2 separate regions of the Homo sapiens genome follow, and region 2 is linked to region 1. A link is an interaction called in ENCODE POLR2A ChIA-PET data of the cell type or tissue named here. Cell type or tissue: K562. All regions are shown on one strand. Each heading gives the region's core, and the rest is flanking DNA. Links, peaks and the distances in the headings are about the cores only.

The links. ChIA-PET counts read pairs that join two places held together with the same protein. Peaks named below come from ENCODE experiments on the same cell type or tissue, not always from the same donor. Only the 100,000 strongest peaks of a DNase experiment are listed, where the experiment ranks them.
Region 2: POLR2A ChIA-PET joins it to region 1 with 5 read pairs; 2 of 35 experiments call an interaction of 5 or more read pairs at or near these places.

The regions. Positions count from the first base shown.
Region 1 is chr6:166,506,716-166,516,850 of GRCh38, forward strand. It overlaps RPS6KA2 (ribosomal protein S6 kinase A2), which reads right to left. Exons shown (of 21, transcript NM_021135.6): 4 at 3,562-3,642; 5 at 1,488-1,567. It overlaps MIR1913 (microRNA 1913), which reads right to left and starts at 2,718; the gene lies at 2,639-2,718. RefSeq lists enhancers at 1-361, 362-1,301. In K562, for the core only: a CTCF peak has its summit at 356; no DNase peak of the experiment used is centred there; H3K27me3 peaks cover 2,738 bases.
Region 2 is chr6:166,937,082-166,947,216 of GRCh38, forward strand. It overlaps RNASET2 (ribonuclease T2), which reads right to left. Exons shown (of 9, transcript NM_003730.6): 4 at 9,601-9,658; 5 at 5,938-6,008; 6 at 1,814-1,927. It also overlaps the pseudogene LOC105378119. Among named protein-coding and RNA genes, the nearest start is that of RNASET2, 14 kb to the right of the region's middle. RefSeq lists an enhancer at 3,814-4,314. In K562, for the core only: no CTCF peak of the experiment used is centred there; a DNase peak (open chromatin) is centred at 5,900.

The sequences.
Region 1 (10,135 bases), core at 244-4,243:
GCCTTGGTTTACTGTTCATTTGGGGCTTTGTGCAAGACAGCGGGGTCTCCTGCTGAAAAGGGGGAAGGTGGGGAAAAGGGAGTGGGGGGTGTGAAGGCCACTGTTGCTGTGAAAGCACCTCGGCCACTCCTTTGTATAAGAGATGAACAAGCAGGATCGTCAGAACGGAAAGCCCGGCACTGGCACTGCCATGGGCAGAATCTGCCTTTTGCCATCCCATGAAGCGGGGTGCTTTTCACGTCAATCAGGGCCACGGGGCTCTCAGGGTGCAGTGAAGTTGCATCCTGGAGGGTTCCTACCTAAGGCACTGGAGGTCAAGGAGAAGCCCTGGGGTGTGCAGTAGCGGCTGTGAGACAAAGGTGGCGTGCGAAGACCACACCCGATGCTCCCGAACAGCCCCAATGTTCAGCCGGCTTAGCAGTACCTCCCTCTTCCCTCCCTCTTCCCAGGATGGAAAGTGAGACCCTGTGAGAGTCTTTCCCAGCCGCTCCTACCCACCGACCTGCGCCTTCCATCTGCGCTAGCTGGGAGGTCAACAGCGTGACTTATGGTCCCAGAGCTGCAGGGGCGCTGCCAGGGCCACCTGGGACGATTGCTAGGGCCACTTGTGCAGCTTCCTTAGAACCAGGCAGCAATGCACACAGCACACCCAACACACACACACACACACACACCCACCCCACATCACACATAGCACACACCACACATACCACATACAGCACACACACACAACTCATACATACACACACCCTACATAGGCACACAGGATGTCAAACACACAGACACCCCACACCACACAAAGCACATACCACACATACCACATATAGCACACACACACCCACACACAAACACACCCCACACATACACACACCCTGCATATGCACACATGCACAAAGCACACCACACACCCCACACATAGCACACACCACGCACACCAACCCCACACATGCACACAGCATGCCAAACACACCCCCACATATACACATAGCACACACACCATCACACACAGCACACATCACATACACCACAAATCACACGCCTGACATATACACACAGCACACATCACACACATACCACACACTTATCACATGACACATGCACACCCCACATGCACACACACTCACATTCCCACACACCATGCACACACAACCCCAAACACCACGCACACCCCCCCACACACGCACTCAAACACATACACACCCCACACATCACGCACATGCACTCACACAGCCCCCATGCAAACCCCACACATGCACATGCAGTCTCGCAACCCCCCACCACACATCATGCACACTTGCACACACTCACACATGTACACCTCTCCCACACACGCACTCTTGCACACACTCACACATGCACACACCCCCACACACACACACGCACTCTCGCACGTGCTCACGTCCTCTCAATGCTCTCCACCCCTCCTCCCCTCGAGTCCCAGACAGAAGCTCCTGCCCGCCCTCCTGTGTGATGTGGCGGCTGCTCACCTCTTTGGAGAGCCGGGTGAAGAGGTCCCCTCCCCGCAGGAAGTCCAGGATCAGGTAGAGCTTTCCTTCCGTCTGAAAGGCTGTGGGGGACAGAGACCCGCATTTTGACAGCTTGTCGAATGTCCTGTGGCAACATCGCTCTCTGGCTTCTCCCTGCTCACGGTGCTGCTTACTCCGGGAGGCTGAGTCACTTGAGAAACGGCAGGACCCCGGCTGGTGACCAGCTCAGAGGGGCAGCACCCGGCAGAGGGGGTCTGACACTGTGAGCGCTGCCCCTCTCTCACTGTCGTTAGGGGGCCTTGAGATTTCTTTCATCTTTCTTTCCTCTCCCCTCCCTCCCTTTTTTAATCACAAAGGAATTGAAAGATACACGGGGAGAAAGATGTGAATATTTAAGCTGGTATCGTTGCTGGCTTTTGTCGTAATGCATTAGTGAGCAGCCTGAAGATGGCTCTGGTGGGTTTGGAGGACATGTCCTTTCCGTCCTATGGAAGTGCCTTCTTCTTACAGAACTCCACTCTGGTACCAGGGAGCCCCCCGCTTGCCTTCCTCTCTTGAGGCAGTTCTGGTGATAGGTCAGCCCAGTTATTTGAACATCAACAATGGGGCTCACGTCCTAGGTCTGGTCACTGTGAGCTATAACTGCAGACTTTCTGTTTCAGGCCACAGGCAGGCTACACAGCTCCTGCCCACACTCAGCAAGGGCCTGCCTCTGTTGAGCGGGCGCATGAGCACGGGAGGGTCTAGAGAAGCCCGTCACCATCGCTGCTGTGACGATGGTTGCTGCAGTGGCACTGGTGAGGCACCGCGTGGCATCTTTTTTATCTACAAAGGAAGTGTGGCTGGAAGGGATCCCAATATCCCTGCATACTAGAAAACGTTTTATTTTCTAAAAGTAAATGCTAGAAGCATCATAAATGTGGGGGTTTTAGAAACATAGCCCCCAGCTAGAAAGCCCTCTGCCAGGACTGTGTAAACTGAGTGTGCATTAAATGCTCCATCCTGGGCTTGGCAGGCAGGTGGAGGTGCTGGGTCACCACTGAGGTGATGTGGAGGTCTGTTTAAAGCTCTTTGTAGGACACCCAGTTCTCAATTTCTTCAGAAAAGCACCCTAGCAAGTAATGTAAATGACACGTGGGATGGGACTTGACACCAGCCACTTGGCAGCAGCGGAGGGGGCAGAGTTTTGGAAAGCCAGCCTCTGCAGCCTCCTCTGCCGGGAGGTAGAGGTTTGCAACTGCGCTGCCCACGGCCGAGAAGGAACAGCAGGGTGTGCCCAGCTTCTGCAGGCCTCCTTCATCCTGTCCTCAGATTCACGCAAATCTCACTAACACCTCCCCGACACACCACCTTGCCCTTTGCAACCAAGAACAAACTATTAGTTTTGTTGCTGTTCCCTTCTGTACTTTGCTCATCTGGATTATTAGGTGGGAAAGTTTAATGTAATAAGCCATGAATCTGCAGCCACCATCTCATCACATCTTTTTTAAATTTGAAGATTTCACTTACTGCTTCTCTGTTGGGATAAAAAGGCAGACAGCAAATGAAGAGAAGTTGTGTGGCAAAGCAGCTATGTGGCCTTTGGTTAATTATTTGAGCCTCAGAACATGAAAATAATAAGCTACCTTGAATAGAAGTTTTGAGGGTTCAACGAACTACTATCTTTAAACATGATATTCATTTGAAATGAGGTGTTACCATTTCTGGTTTAAAGAAATTATTGGGTCATAGAGTATTTTATTCTAAAACAACACAAAAATAAGTCATAGATTCACCCCAATCTAGGTTAAGATCTTCTAAATTATCAATGGTATGGTAATAATTTAATAATGGATACCCCATCTAAAATTAGATCTTTGAGATGAAAACAGGGCTTCTTGCTCTTTCAAAGAAAATAAATACAGAAGAGATTAAGTGATCAGGATAGAAGGCACCTTCCTCCCCAGGCAGGGCAGGACTCTATGGTATAGGAAAGATTTTCTTCTTTCTGATCTGTTATTTCTTTTTCAATTTTCTTTGATCTGGAGAAGGTTGCCCTGGGTCCTCTTTAAAGTGTCATTTTGACTCTACTTACCATAATGAAGCTTCACAATGAAGGGGTGATTCACTTCTGCCAAGATGTCTCTCTCCATCTTCGATCTCACTCGGTCCCGAACTGCAAAGTAAAAAGATAAAGGCTTTCATGAGGCAGGAAATAAGAGTTCTGAGGAACACTGAACATGAAATACTAGATATAATTCCCGCCAACTTTTCATTAAAAAATTTCAAACATATACAAAACTTGAAAAAGTTGTACAATAATCCTAGATTTAACAACTGCTTACGTTTTAATACATTTGCTTTCTCTCTCTCATATATATATATATATATATATATATATATATATATATATATATATATATATATATGCATCTCTAGCTCTCCAAAAAATTGTAGGCAGCACGACATGTTACTCTGAGGTGCATGTGCAGGTGTCTCCTAAGAATAAAGACAGTCTCTTAGCATAACTTTAACACCTACTGTGCCACATAGGAAAGCCAACAATCACTCCATGAAACATCTAACATCCAATCTATATTCAGTCCTCCCCTCCACGTCGTTTTCCCGACCTAGGATCCAGTTCAATTATATTGGTTGTTAAATGTCTTTGTTTTGCTCCTAGAAGACAATGGTCCCATACCTATTTCCCTCGCCCTGTATTTTTTCGTGGACTTTTTGGGAAGTCCAGGTCAGTTTTCGTCTGTAGAATGTTCCACATTCTGGGTTCGTCTGATGGTTGCTCATTTGCTTTCTAAAACTCTTGTATTTCTTGTAAACTGGAGGCGTGATAAGATTGGGGCTAAATGATTTTGGTCACCAGGTGATGCCTGTACTTTAGCCTGCCTCAGATCAGGGGGTGCCTGCTGGGCTCACCCTCTCTGTGTGATGCTAAACGTGATGTGTGGTTGAGGTGGCAGGTCACCATCTCTCCATGGAAAAGGTCTTCATGTCCCTTTGTAACAAGAACCTGTGGGCTGATATCTGGCATAGAGTGACCTGCGGGTTCCCTAACAATCCTTCATCCAATGGTGTGAGCATACATACGTGATCCCTGCCTGAATCATTCAGGGCTAAAGAACAGCCATGGTCACATTTCTGATGGAACTGGAAATCAAGAGGAAGATTCCTTCTCTCCCTCTCCATGAAGATAACCATGGACCATGTACTTTCTGTTGAATTTAGTGTGTTACAACAGCTACATATTCTTCTTAGTGCTCACACTATCTCAAGTGTGGCCATCTGGGAATACAGATGTAATTAGTTTTGATGCAGAAACAAATGAACAAACAAAGAGCACCACTTGAGTAAAAACAGCTTTAGCATTCCCCTGGGCAAGCTGCTACACCCAGGGCAGTATCCGGGACCTCACACAGCCCCATGAGCGATGGGAGAAAATTTCTTCAAACATTGCTATTGGGACAAATATGATCAGTATTGTATCATGGGCCAGGTATTTAAATTTATCCATATTTAGGACTTGTGATACATACTGCTAAAGTTTTATTTAAGAAATTCTTCACCAAGAATGCTGCAATAATAAAAAGAAAATAGAAAATTACAAACTGGGAGGATGTGGAGAACTTGGAACCATCATGCATTGCTGATGACAGTGTAAAATGGTGCAGTCACTGAGGAAAATAGCTTGGTAGTTCCTTACAAAGAAGTAGAATTACCATGCAGCCCAGCAACTCTGCTCACAGGATACACATCCAAAAAAACTGAAAGTATGGATTTGAACGGGTTCATCCACCCATGTTCATGGCAGCATTATTTACAACAGAAAAGGAGGAAGCAACCCAAGTGTCCATCAACAGATGGATGAACAAAATGTGATGCTGTAGTAAATACACACACACATACACAAACACACACACACACACAATGGGATATTATTCAGCTCTAAAAAAGAGTAAAATTCTAACACACAGTATGAATGAAACCTCAGGACATTATGCTAAGTGAAATAAGCCAGACACAAGAGGACAACTATTGTAGGATCCCACTTATAAGAGTTGCCCAGAGTAGCCAGAATCAGAGAGACAGAAAGCAGGATCGTGGTGAACAGGAGCTGGAAGGGGGAGAATGGGAAGTCATTGTTTCCACCTGGGATGATACAAAGATTTTGGGTATAACATTGGTGAGGACAACATTGTGAATGTATTGATGTCACTGAACTGTTCACTTACAAATGGTTAAAATGATCAATATTATGTTATATATGTCTTACCACAGTTAAAAAGAGAAAGTCCTTCCTCATTCCTGGGTCCCTGAGTTTCACTGTCTCAACTCCTGGTTTTAATACTCACACCTAGGATTCAGGCTGTCTGAAGTCCACCTTTGTCTTTGGTGTTGGGACAGTTTTGCTTTCCCGTTTGGTCTGTAATACTGTCTCCGGGGGCCCAGGTGGTGACCGTGGTGTATGGCCCTGCAACCCAGCTCACTGTCAGTGTCACTGTGCCCTACTCTTGGCTTTGGTTTCCTCATATACAAACCGGATGAGATGGCTCCCCCTCCTGGGGCTGCCTAAGAAACCTGTGCAGTGATGTGTGTGCCACAACAACACGGGGCCCGCCCACACTGTGCCGCTTCAGGTGTCATTGCAGTGACACCTTTATTATATGCTCAGATCCCCTTTTTTTCTTTTTCTTTTTTTCTGATCTCTCCTTGCTGTTCCACTGCTCTGCCCATCCCTCTTCTAACCCCAGACCCTTGTCATCACCGTGGTCCTGTGACATTCCTTACAGCAGGGGTGTCCAATCTTTTGACTTCCTGGGCCACACCGGAAAAACTGTCTTGAGCCACACATAAAATACACTAACACTAGCTATAGCTGATGAGCTTCAAAACATCACAAAAAATCTCATAATCGTTTAAGAAAGTTTACGAATTTGGGTTGGGCTGCATTAAAAGCTATCCTGGGCCCCATGTAGCCCACAAGCTGTGGGTTGGACAAGCTTGCCTTAGAGTCTAGACAGGCATCGAGTAGGCACCCAGCAGGCAGTGCTGTGGGCAGAGCTGGGGGATACTAGTGTCTCCCCTAAACCTCAGCACCTCCTTCCCCAGTGGTCCTCGCAGTTCCTAATCCCTTGAGACCAAAACACCAAGGTGGAGGGTGCGGGAGCGACTGCTTATCACTTCTGCCCAAGGGGACACAGGAGGTCCTTCTTCTGCCTCAACTAACGGAATCAGGATTTTATTGCTTAAAAGACCTTGGGGAGCATGCAATTCAACCCCATGTTCTTACAGAAGAGGAAACATGCTCACTGCAGTAAAAAGTATTGCTTAAAGTTAGGTAGCTCCTGGTAGCCTGGAGGAAGGAGACCCCTGCCTGCCCCGCTCCACTGGGTGAAGGCCTGGCGTACGTCCCAGCCAGCATGTGAGCACTGTCCTCACTGGACACAGGGGCAGCATGGACTGTGGCACAGAAGACAAACGCTGGGGAGGAAAAGGGGGAAGCAAGCAACCTGGGCTGAAGGAGATTTAATGAGAGGGGCCATGAATGGAAACCACTGTCCCAGTCGTTAAAGTGGAGCACTGTGTTCAGAAGCCAGGATAGCGCAGAACACTTTCAAAGAATACAATTTTGTACCCCTGGCTATGATTTTCTCTCTAGAGTAATGACCCCGGAGTTTAGAGATTCTTTTCTTCCTTTCTGATTGTAGTCATTGTGTGCAAACATTTTCAGAAGGCTCTCCTGCAGAATTTAGTCTTGCACCCGCTCCTGTTTATCATTTGTGAGTTCATGTCTTAGTGATCTGGATTCTGCGTGCTGGTCAGAGTAGTTTTTCTTCTCTATGTAGGTGAACTGGAAAATAGGCCATAGGATCGCGGATTGTGGGGAGATGTGGGAGCAAAGGTAGGCTCGGTCTTCCTAGCCCTTTTGCAAATCAGACAGCTGAATGGTGAGGTCACAATTCTTGCCGCTTGGCCTCAAATTCCTTCCTCCCCCACCTCTTCTCCTGGCCCACTCCTTTCCCATCACTACTTCTCAGTCTTCTTTGTGCCAGGTGTTTGGAATGTGAAGAGGCAGGCTCTGCCCTCCAGGAAGTGAGAGCCCAGTGGGGAGATGCCCTGTGGTGATGGCAGCAAGGGGCCACCAGAGGGTGACCAGTCCCACCTCTTGTGTGCTGGGGGACCTGTGCATGCTGGGGGAACTGGAAACAGCCTGGGAGGTTTTCACAGAGGAGGGGCTAAGCCTTACAGGGGACCCGGGAGCCTCCAGGTGCTTGGGCAGGAGGATACAGGCCAAGGGATGGCCCTGTAGGGTGGCAGCTGGGGTACCCTCAGGGATGCCAGTGGGCTGGCGCACAGAGCTGCAGTGCCACACTGATGAGGCCTGCGGGCAGGGACATGGGGGCCTGGGGAGCCAAGAGACCATGGACAGGACTTTCACACAGCACATGTTTAGGGCCTCTAGATTTAAGAGGTCATGTGGAGGATGCAATAGCAACATGGCTGGAATGGACAACGTGGCTAGAATGGGGCAAAAGGATACTGCTATCCAGCCCTGCAGAGGGACAGATCTGGCCTGGAGGAGGGAGAACTGAGACCTCAGGACCTCTCAGCTGCTGAGAATAAAAAGAAGGGAGCTGCATCATCCTAGCCCTCTGCCTGGGCGACTGGTGGAGAAATTAGCCAGGAGAGAAGTCAGGTGGTGGGCAGGGAGAGAAGAGGCCACCTGCATTCTCGGCCTGTTGAGTGCTGGGGACATGCAGGGCTCAGGAAAAGACTTGGTTTGGAGCTTTGCTGGAAATACAGATGCGAACGCCCACCCCACAGCAGCAGCCAAGGGTGCCCAAGGACCACTGGAGGATATGTAGGATGAGAGTAGAACCATGGTGAGGACCTCGGTAGGGTTACTGTTGTTCTGGGGAAGGAGGGAGAGAGGATGCACCATGATGTGGTCCACAGTGGGAAGACCTGGAGGAGACAGACAGAGAAATCAGGAAATGTGAAAGAAGTGTTTGGTGGCAGCAGATGCTCAAGACAGTCCACCAGGTGGGGACTGCAGGAGGCCGCTGGTGGAGTTGCATGACTCATGGCCGATTCATCAGGGACGATGTGATGAGGACATCGCTCATCCCCCGGGAGGGGCCCGCAGCTGGGTCTGTGATGTGGTGGGTGAGTGAAGTCAGCATCTCTGTAACCCCTTGGTGTGACTTTTAGAAGCTCTGATATACTTTCTTATTAAAACATTTTATCCATTCATTCTTGAAAAAATAGTTCCTGATGTAGATAAAAAGAAGAGAGCTTGTTTTATTAACCATGACTGCAGTTATGCACCAGAGAGGACACTCTGAAGGGCAAAATCTCATATCAGCATCGGCGTGACGTCATTAGGATGCTCTCAACACAAGCTGGAGATTGCCGAATGGAGCTCTTGTATCTACTACCCTGGCTCTGCAGCAGAGGAGAATGAATGTAGGGAGGAAAAGCAAAATGATTCACAGGGAAAATGTTACAAAGAATGTCTCTGTGAAAGGAAAATAAATCCTGGGGCCCCCACATCACTAAGCTAAAGGGAAAAGTCAAGCTGGGAGCTGCTGAGGGCAAATCTGCCTCCCATTCTATTCAAAGTCACCCCTCTGCTCACTGAGATAAATGCAGATCTGATTGCCTCCTTTGGAGAGGCTAGTCAGAAACTCAGAAGAATGCGACCATTTGTCTCTCATCTACCTATGACCCGGAAGCCCCTTCCCCGCTGAAGACTGGAAAGTCTTCCCACCTTTGCTTCGAGTTGTCCAACCTTTCCGGACTGAACCAATGTTCATCATACATATGTTGATTGATGTCTTATGTCTCCCTAGAATGTACAAAACCAAACGGTCCCCTGACCACCTTGGGCACATGCTGTCAGGACCTCCTGAGGCTGTCACAGGTGCATGCCCTCAACCTTGGCATAAACTTTTTAAATTAACTGAGACCTGTCTGAGATTTTGGGGGTTCACATCTCCATTGCCCACCTCTCCCCCGTTACAGCCTCCAATAGCTACAGCCAGTGTGAGCACCAAAGAGTTTCAGGGAGTTGATGAAAGCAAACCTGGAATCTATTCACTCAGCACAAAGACCCCAAAGGAAGAAAGGACACAGTGGAGTCAGAAAGATTTCTCTCAAAGTAAAAGCAAAGGCCTAGGCAGAAGACACAGGGCTCACGAATGCAGGCAGGCTCTGCAGGAAGCCAGGGGTGGGGGAGGCAGGAGTGACTGCACACAGTGGGAGGGGTGGGGACACTGCCCCTTCTAGGATGATTAAACAACAAGCCTCTCTCTCTCTGAGCTGCCTGCTGGCATCAAACAAAGTTAAACTCAACAAGGAAAACTTCTCTGTCACACATCACACAGCCAACGGGGCTGCCATTGAGGACCCGTGGGCTCTGCCACGCCCTAGACTCAGAATGCTTCCACAAGGAGAAATCCTCATGAGATGCATGTGGCCAGGCTTCCTACACTGTGCCCTTTATCTCAGCAGAGCAGGCCCAGGCTCGGCAGGGCCCACGGGAGAGCAGGCCATCCGTCATTCCAATGTGCCTCCTCTTCTGGGTGAAGTCCCTGTTCCATCTGCCAGGCCCTGCATGATCTGAAGCTGAGACCTGGTGAAGCAGCATGGCA
Region 2 (10,135 bases), core at 3,890-7,889, 430 kb after region 1:
ACTGCAAGTCTCCTGTGCTCCAGGAGCTACCTAAGACACTCTCTTGGTTAATCCTCATAATGACTTTTTTTTTTGAGACAGTTTTGCTCTTTTCGCACAGGCTGGAGTGCAATGGCACGATCTCAGCTCACTGCAACCTCCACCTCCTGGGTTCAAGCCATTCTCCTGCTTCAGCCTCCCGAGTAGCTGGAATTACAGGCATGCACCACCACACCTGGCTAATTTTTGTATTTTTAGTAGAGATGGGATTTCACCATGTTGGCCAAGCTGGTCTTGAACTCCTGACCTCTGGTGATGCACCCACCTCAGCCTCCCAAAGTGCTGGGATTACATGCATGAGCCACCACACATGGCCCATAATGATTTCTGAACAGCTAATTAGCTACATTTGTTAGGTGAGAAAATGTTTCCTAAAATATTGCTCTTACTGCAAGAAAGCAATGCTTCCTTTATTAAAAACCTAAGATTAAATTACATAGATCAAATTATATACACAAACTATATACAAATCAAAGTGTATAGGTCTGTGTACGTTTCTTAGTGTATATACCTGGTAGTGCAGATTTTAAGAGCTGGAAGAGACTTCAGGGTTGAGGGCAACCTATCCATTTATTTCACAGCATGGAAAAAAGAGCTAGAGGTTAGATACACAAATTGTACAACTAGTTAGTGTCAGAACCAGGATGAAAAGGCACACCTAATGCCACGCGCTCTGGGAGGTGATTTTTAAAGAAGTTTATTCACAGGGCATTCTTTGATGTAATCTTGATCCCCGCTAACCGTGCCAAGCCCCTCTTCTATCAGTGCCTGAGCTCTATCCCACCCAAGTTGCAGCTGTTAGACTGCGTTTCATCAGATGACACAGGAGACCATCTGTGTGAGACGATTTTGTACGTTGAGGAGGCAAAGCACATGTCTAGATAAGCAATGGAGGTTTATTCATCTTTTAAGCAGTTTTGATTCAGAAACCTTAAATACAGCTGATTAGCTAAGGCTCCTGGTATTATTCTGATTTGAAGGAGAATTGCTCTAAAACAAGCTGCGTGAATTCCAAAAGCAGCAACACAGAGGCTGTGCAATTGCCTGTCATGTTTTTCACGACTTCACTGGTTTATTATGACCTCTTATGATGAAGGTCAGTGAGAGCAGCTAAGACGCTGACACCCTGAAACGTCCCGACGGAGAGGTAAGGGCACACCCTGGCTCTCTAGCAACCAGATTCGGACAGTGAGTGGGCTCGGTGTGGCGCTCAGAAGGCACTTTGCTTTACAAGTCAACTGGCTCAAGTGGGACAACGTATTCCACTTCTCAAGAATAGAGGTGAGGGCAGGCAGGGACGATTTAGGCAGGTTGGGGTCATTTCTGGGGCTTAAAGAACCCTGGCCCACATCTCTTTCCTGCCTGCTTGTTCCAGGAGTTCTGCGGCAAAGACCTACAGACTTCCAGAGTTTCCGTCTTTCTAAGGAAACGACTTATTAATGCACTATCCTTTATCAGGAATCATGGCTGAGAACGGCACATGCTGGTTGGAGTCCTCGTTTTCCCTATGGCCGACTCTGATGATGAGATGGTGCCCAGATGGGCATCCCAATACTCTGCACCCACTCTGTGTGATCGTGATGTAGAATGATCTGGAAAGGCTTGGTAGGCTCAGAACATTCCTCAGGAATGATCCCAGTAGCCGAATAGTGCACATGCAGAAGCTGCTGGAGGGCAGTGAGGTCTACACCCACTCCCCTGGATCCAGCTGTCAGGCTTGGGCGACAGCAGAGATCCCCACTGGGAAGTGCAGCCGGGGGAAGGGCGCACCCACCTGTTGAGGTCCAGCTCCCTGTAGAGTTCCAGGCTTCTGCCAAAGTACTTCTTCTGGGAGTTGAGCGCATCCACCTGGGCGGCGCAGGTCCCATGCTTTTCCCACTCATGCTTCCTGTGAGGATTAGGAAAAATCTCCACTTAAAAGTAGTGAAACAGGCTGCGTGCAGTGGCTCATGCCTGTAATCCCAACACTTTGGGAGGCTGAAGGGGGTGGATCACCTGAGATCAGGAGTTTGAGACCAGCCTGACCAACATGGTGAAACTGTCTCTACTAAAAATACAAAAAAATTAGCCGAGTGTGGTGGCAGGTGCCTGAGATCCCAGCTACTCAGGAGGCTGAGGAGGAGAATCGCTTGAACCCGGGAGGCAGAGGTTGCAGTGAGCCAAGATCATGCCATTGCACTATAGCCTGGGCAAGAGACAAACTCCATCTCAAAAAAAAAGTAATGAAACTGATTCCCAATTAAAATGCTCAAGCATGTTTTCTCTCAGCACAGACTATTCCCATGTGGTAGGCATGTCATTTCTTTTACAAAGTAGGAAGGATAAAATTCCTTATTTGCAACATAGGCAATTATTTCAATCCCCCACGATTAAATAATCAGTTTCAGTTCACGTCTACAATTACAGCTTGCTCAATTAACAACAAATCAAAGCTGAGAAAAAAGAACATGCTGCTGCCCCAACCCCCACTGATTCACAAAGCAACGTGTGGTCTCCTGCAGTGAGTGGGTGCTTTGCAGTCAGGGAATTTCGCAGAGTGGCACAAACTGTCATTTCTAAGCAACCAGCCATGGAAAGGCAGGACAGCTAATTACCAGGAAACACCTCAGGCCCATTTTCCATTTCAGCTTCTACAAATTATAGTTTAAGCATCCATTCTACATAGAGGACAATAAGAACAACTGAATAGCCTATAACTAAAGGGCTGCACGTGAACAGCAATTTGTATTCCAGAAAAATGTGGTCACTGAGAATGATTCCTGATATTTTACTGCAGATTAAAGGTTTACAAAAATCTTTCACGTTCTTCGTTTGGTTCTCAAAACTCTGCAAGGCGGAAATATCACTGCTAGTTTACAGACAGGGAATGGAAGCCCAGAAGGGCCAGGGGACTTGCTGAAGGTCACTCAGAGCCTGCCCTTGAAGGCCACGCTCAAGTCCAAGGTCAGCGCCCTTCCCACTGCACTGGGCTGTCATCCAATCAACTGCTGACGAGATTGACAGCCACCTTCAGAATGACTGGCGTGTCATCAGATGTTTATCATCTTTAGCATGAAAAGACAAAATGGGAATCAGATTTCCTCAGCTTTATTGGTGATGAATTCATGAAGTTTTAATAAATAACATTCATGCAACCACTTATAAAGCACTTATATGCAGTCTTAAAAACACAATCTAAATGTGCATTAATTCACTGGCAAAATTCATCCAAAATACTAGTTTTAAATAATTCCTATTGATTTAACTCTCAGAAAATGATGAAAAGTTGAAAACAGGAACGATGAAAGTGGATGAGTAACTGTCTTCATCTAGAAGCCTTTCCAGAGCAAATTACCTGATAACTTCCTATATCCTATAAGGTAGAAAAAGGAGATTATTTTAAACTAATTGAAATGTAACCTGAATTCCAGGTGACTTAGTTTCTATAAAACAGGGGTAATTCTGCAGGTGAGATGAGGTGTGCTGAGCCCTTCCACATGAATGAAAACAGTTCCTGGCTCACAATAAACAGTAAATGTCAGCCATCATTATTCCTGGAGCAAGCTTAACTCAACAGATGTTGGAAATAGATTGATATTCATGGAGCTCACAGCATTCACTCACACTTCATTTGGACTGGACCTTTTTTTTTTAAGCATCAGAACGGTCAGTCACCAATGCGAAGTGACTCAGCGTGTTGCCCTCTGTGCTGAGAGACACCCTGACTCACCCACCAAGAGCAGATGCAGCCAGGAGCGGATGTCCCAGGCTCACCCACCCACTGTCACCCAGCCCGCTCGGCCACAACAGGCAGCCAGTCCTCGGGGCTGGTTATGCCCAAAGACACATTCCACAGCAGTGCTGTGACACCTTCCCCTGCCCAAGGAGCAGAGGTGGAGAAGCCAGAGGCCAACCCCCATGGAGTTAGTCAGGTGACTTGAGTGATAGGCACAGGACTGGGTGACACAGCCCAGACAGGAGCTCCTCCCTAGCTGATATTTTGTATTTAGGAGCACTCAAAAATATAAATATTAATTTGTGTGTGAGATTTATCTTTTTCATTTAGAACCAGTTTTTTAAGTGTGTAATTCAACTATCAACCTGAAAATTTAAAGTAAGTCATCTTGCCTTTATCAGAGCCCAAAAATAAATGCATACTGTGCCCACACTGTTTTGATTAAATGCTCAAGACCCAGCTCACTGAAGGCCTTTGCATGTTTGCTGATTTATTTTAAGCCATTTAGCTAAAATCTGACAGACTCTATCATGGAACATTGTAACAACTGGAAAAATTCTCTTTCACATAACTCAGTTACCATAAACTCATCATCTGAAGTACACTGTGAAGTGACATATAATTTTTTTTCCTATCTTCTTCCATTCCAACTTATCATGGCCATTATTTTGAAATAATTTTCTAGAACACAGGCTGTGCAGAACAGGTGACTGAGACCTGAACCATTCACCACCCGAATTTTCAAGGGTGATTCAACGCACAGACTGAGGGTCCATGAATCCTAAGGCCACTTCACTGCCACACCGATGAACCAGAAAGGGGGACATCACTTCCATTTCATTTTGTTTTCAAAAGCTTTCTTCTAAACTTAACTTTTAATTTTCCTGAAAATTATACACAAAAATATTTCTAGGTTAATCTTCCCACCTAAAATTTGATGGGTTGTAATCTGAATTATAAATTGCAATATTGAAGTGGGATAGAGAAAATAATTACCTTCAGTTAATATAATGTTAATACAAGGAATTTAACTTTATGTTCTTAAAAAAGCCAGGATTTTAAAAGCTATCTTGAATTCAACATGGCGTTTATGCCCTAGGCTTAGCTTCTGCTGAACTTAAAGGTGCTTCACTATGACTGAGGTCTCAGCCTCACATGCTAAGTCTCACTTTCTCTCCTCCCTAAGTCATAGGCATGAGATCATCATTTTAGAAGACATCTTCTTTTTTTTTTTTGAGATGGAATCTTGCCCTGTTGCCCGGGCTGGAGTACAGTGGTGCAATCTCGGCTCACTGCAACCTCCATCCCCTGAATTCAATTGATTCTCCTGCCTCAGCCTCCCAAGTAGCTGGGATTACAAGCGTACGCCATCATGCCCAGCTAATTTTTGTATTTTTAGTAGAGATGGGGTTTTGCCATGTTGGCCAGGCTGGTCTCGAACTCCTGACCTCAAGTGATCCACCTGCCTTGGCCTTCCAAAGTGCTGGGATTACAGGTGTGAACCACTGTGCCTGGTCTCTTTTTTCTTAATGTATTTGAAGACAGGAGCACAATTTCCTTAAGAAATATTCTCTCCTGTCTGATATGGACTAATTCTTAGATATGCAAGCATTGGACTTTGTTAAGCCTCAGAAGAGAAAATTTGTATCTTTATTTTGTTTTTGAGACAGGGTCTCACCCTGTCACCTAGGCTAGTTATCACCCCAGCTGATCACAGCTCATTGCAACCTTGATCTCCCGGGACCACAGCCGCACAATACCACATCTAGCTGACCTTTTAAATTTTTGGTAGAGGTGGCATTTTGTCATGTTACCAGGCTGGTCTCAAACTCCTCAGCTCAAGCAATCCACCCGCCTCAGCCTCCCAAAGTGCTAGGATTACAGGCACGAGCCATTGTGACTGGCCGAGAAAAGTTTTAAAGCAAAGTAATAAATACCATACAGGTTAGAAAACAGGCTTATATGGTAAATTCCACTTGCTTTCAATTTTTTATACATTGGAGAAAGGCACCAAAAATGCCGTAACAGAATCATATCTCATAAAAGGTTGTTCAAACTGCTCAGCCCCAGAAGACAGATTCTGTTATCTTGCTTCCCACACAGTTTCCACTTCTAGCGATTCATCACGCTCCCCACACCCGCTCAGACAGTAATCAAGACAGCAATCAGAGGCTGGGACTTACCAGAAGCGGCTGCGATTGGGAAACGAGTGAATTACGTCAGGCCAGTATGCCCTCATTTCTGGCAAAAGATCCTATGCATTAAAAAATAAAATAAGTCTACGCAGGTTCTTAATAATAAACTCAAAACCTAGAAGGTAAATTTGATAAACTGACACCAAAGAATTGAGCTCTGCTAATTAACAATACTTTGGTGAATAAAATAATCCTATGCTTATTTTGTATGAAGTGTTTGTTAAGATATATCTACAAGTGCAATTTGAGTAATCATAAAACTGCACACGAAAATACAAGCTGTTATAGGTGAAGGGATAAAGTGTACATCCAAACAATGGAATATTTTCAGCAACAAAAACCAATGAGCCGTCGAGTCATGAAAAGACACTGGAGGAACTGCAAACATACATTGCTAAGTGCAAGAAGCCAGTCTGCAGAGGCTACATACTGTATGATTCCAACGACGTGACAATTTGGAAAAGGTAGTCTTAAGAGACAGGAATGAGATTCGCGGTTGCTTGGGGGTTCAAGGGGAGGAAGAAGGGGAGGTATGGCTCAGGGGGTTTAGGGCCAGCGGCTGCTCCAGAGCACACTGGGTGGGACTTGCTCTCCTGCATTTGTCCAAAGCCGCACAACACAGGAGTAAACCCTAATGTTAATGCTAAACTTTATTTAATAATAAAGTATCAGTATCAGTTCATTAATTGTAACAAATGTAACACACTATAGAAGATGTTAATGATTGGGAGAGTTGAGGGGGAAGGGAGTGAACTGTCTGTAATCTCCATCCAATTTTTCTGTAAACCTATAACTGTTCTAAAAACATTGGCCGGGCACGGTGGCTCACGCCTGTAATCCCAGCACTTTCGGAGGCCGATGCGGGCGGATCACGAGGTCAGGAGATCGAGACCATCCTGGCCAACCTGGTGAAACCCTGTCTCTACTAAAAATACAAAAATTAGCTGGGCACGGTGCCACATGCCTGTAATCCCAGCTACTCAGGAGGCTGAGGCAGGAGAATCGCTTGAACCAGGGAGTCGGAGGTTGCAGTGAGCCGAGATTGCGCCACTGCACTCCAGCCTGGCGACAGAGTGAGACTCCATCTTAAAAAAAAACAAAACGAAACCATCAGTTAAAACAAACAAACAAACAAAGGACAAGCTCTCCTTTTCCCAGAGAAGAGCTTGTGTGAGCTGGGCAGCCTGGGCACCAGTCGCGCTAAATCCAACAGAACTGGAGTTTACTTTTCTATTTCTACACACCCTCTACACCAAAAAAACCCCAAAAAGGTCAGTAAAAAGGTGCTTAACAAACTTCGGATAACTTCACTTTCCTTCCCTTTCTCCTGTTTTCCAGCACCCTATATGAGGGTCCTTTTCTCAGCCCATTTGTAACTCAGCCCCTACCCCACAGCCCCTGCCTGTGTGGGCGCAGCTCTGTCCCCCTCCTCTTCCCCTCCAGCCCCCCACCCCACCTCTCCTGCCCCACCATGCTGGCTTCAGCCCCATCAGCTCTCCGAGATGTCCTAGGGCACGATATGATTGAGTGTGCAAATTGGGCTACTTCCGTTTGGGACAATGCAAAGGTGTTCCTACTGCTACACAACAAGGAAGCCAGGACTACTCTGAGGAGCAGCGGCTCACACCACCACAGACCCACGACCCACCCACGCCCCCACTCAAAAAGCATTTCAGCTTTCCTGTCCTGGACCCCCCGGGGATATGCAGTCCTACGGTGCCTCTTCTCAAATCTCTCCACTCCTGGGTTTCCGCCTTTCCCAGCTGCAGGCACACATGCCCCTTTCCACCTGGCTGTTAACACGGGGCTCCACCAGCACTGTCCCCTCTGCCCACCAGGCCCACACCTGTCAGCGCTGTCCCCTTAGCCCACCCACATCCGTCAGCCCTGCCCCCTCACCCACCCACGTCCACACCTGTCAGCCCTGCCCTCACCCACCCACGTCCACACCTGTCAGCCCTGCCCTCACCCACCCACGTCCACACCTGTCAGCCCTGCCCTCACCCACCCACGTCCACATCTGTCAGCCCTGCCCTCACCCACCCACGTCCACACCTGTCAGCCCTGCCCTCACCCATCCACGTCCACACCTGTCAGCCCTGCCCCCTCATCCACCCACGTCCACACCTGTCGGCCCTGACTCCTCACCCATCCATGTCCACAGACCCATGTCCATCCCCACACCTGTCATTTTGATTCACCATCCTCATGCTAACTATGCCTAAAGCCACCTTTCCTCTGACCCTGAAGATCCTCTATGTCACCCCCTGGAGGTCTCAAGGGCACTTCAAACTCAATGTATCCTGAAGTGGCCTCTTCATCACGCCTCCCCAGAAACCATTCCCTGCAGTGAGTCCCGGAGGAGAGGAGGAGAGTCTGTGTGAGGAGCTAGAGACAGCACCAGGCTCTGGGGTGTCCCTTCTAAGTCTCACGGCAGTCCCCAGCCTCTTGGCTCATCCCACTGAAGGTCTTCACGGGGAGGAAAAAGAAAACAATTCCATATGGATTAGAACTTGTGGGCTGGGCGCGGTGGCTCCCACCTGTAATCCCAGCACTTTGGGAGGCCGAGGCAGGTGGATCACCTGAGGTCAGGAGTTCGAGACCAGTCTGACCAACATGGGGAAACCCCATGTCTACTAAAAATACAAAATAAGCCGGGCATGGTGGCGCATGCCTGTAATCCCAGCTACTCAGGAGGCTGAGGCAGGAGAATTGCTTGAACCCGGGAGGTGGAGGTTGCAGTGAGCCAAGATTGCGCCACTGCACTCCAGCCTGGGCAACAAGAGCAAAACTCTGTCTCAAAAAAAAAAAAAAAAAGAAAAGAAAAGAAAAAAAGAACTTGTGATGGATTTGCAACTAATGACCTTGGGGAATGTACCATTCCTAGGAAAGACCCACAACTCCCGCAAGCCTTCAATGCTACCACACGTTTTAAAGAAGGCCTCAGTTACCACCCCCTCCCTGGGGTCCAGGTCCAGTTACCCTGGTATATACTGGTTACACACAGGAACTGTTGGCACCCCTAAGGAAAGATGAGGGCGTGTGTGTGAGTGAAGACTCCGTATGACATATAAGGTACGGGTATCTCAAAGGAACGCCTCTGCTAGTATCTCTAATAAATTCCCGCCCTGTGAGTTTTCTTTAATCAAGCTCTTGTACTGGAAAGGCCCAGCATGTCCACCTGCTCAGAAACCCATCCACCAGATAGGACGGCCCCAGGCCTGTGCTCTCTGAGCCTCAGCTGTCTGGAGATGCCTGGCGATATGGCACACCGACCAGATTCCCACGTCGGTCATCTGACCCAGAAGTCCTGGGGCCTGGGACGAGGCGGGGCTGGCGGGCGAGCGTCAGGATCTGCACAGGTCTGGCATGGGGGAGTGTCAGGGCTTGCTCCGGTCGGAGCCCCTCGCTCAGGCCCCTCATGCAGTGGCTTGGGCACAGGGCAGGGGAGGGGAGGAGAGGGAAAAGGTCAATTGGTGTAATTTGTGGGGTCGAGATAACAATACTTACTAAAACAGCAGCAAGGGCTCAATCCTGGTGAATACATTCATGACCCCTTAATTTTAAAGATGACTTTGAAGGTACGCTTGTGAAGAAAAGAGTTAATCTAGGTCAACACTCTGCAGTAGAAATATAATTAAAAGTCAATACCTTAATCTCTTCTAAATTGAAGGGCCACGATCTATTACATCCTTCACTTTTATCGGGCCTGGAAATTCAAATTTAAAAGAGAAAATAAGAAATATTAGGCTTGGTTGGGGTGGCTTCTACATGACCTTAGAAAACACTTTCATTGAAGTCTGCAAAGAATAAAAAGAGAAATTCTAATTGGGAATTCCTTATCCCAGGCAGGATGCTTAAGAAAGAAGATGCAGGTAAGAGGAGTCAGAGTTCAAATTTCTTTAGAAGGGAAAAGAAATTGTGTTAAACCGTCCAGGAGTAATGCAGACAGGCCACTGCTTAGTAAAGGAAGTGCAATGGATAGCCTAGTAGCACCGAGGAGCGGGGACTCTGGGGTCAGCCCCGGCTGGGTTGACGGCAACCTCTGCTGCTCCCTAGCACCGAGACCTAAGTAAGCTGACCCCCGGCCAATCTCCGCACCACAGATCCAGCATGAGAACAGCGAGAGTCTGTTCCTTTCAATGGTGAGGAGGACTCCAGGAGATGACAGATAAAACATGTCAGA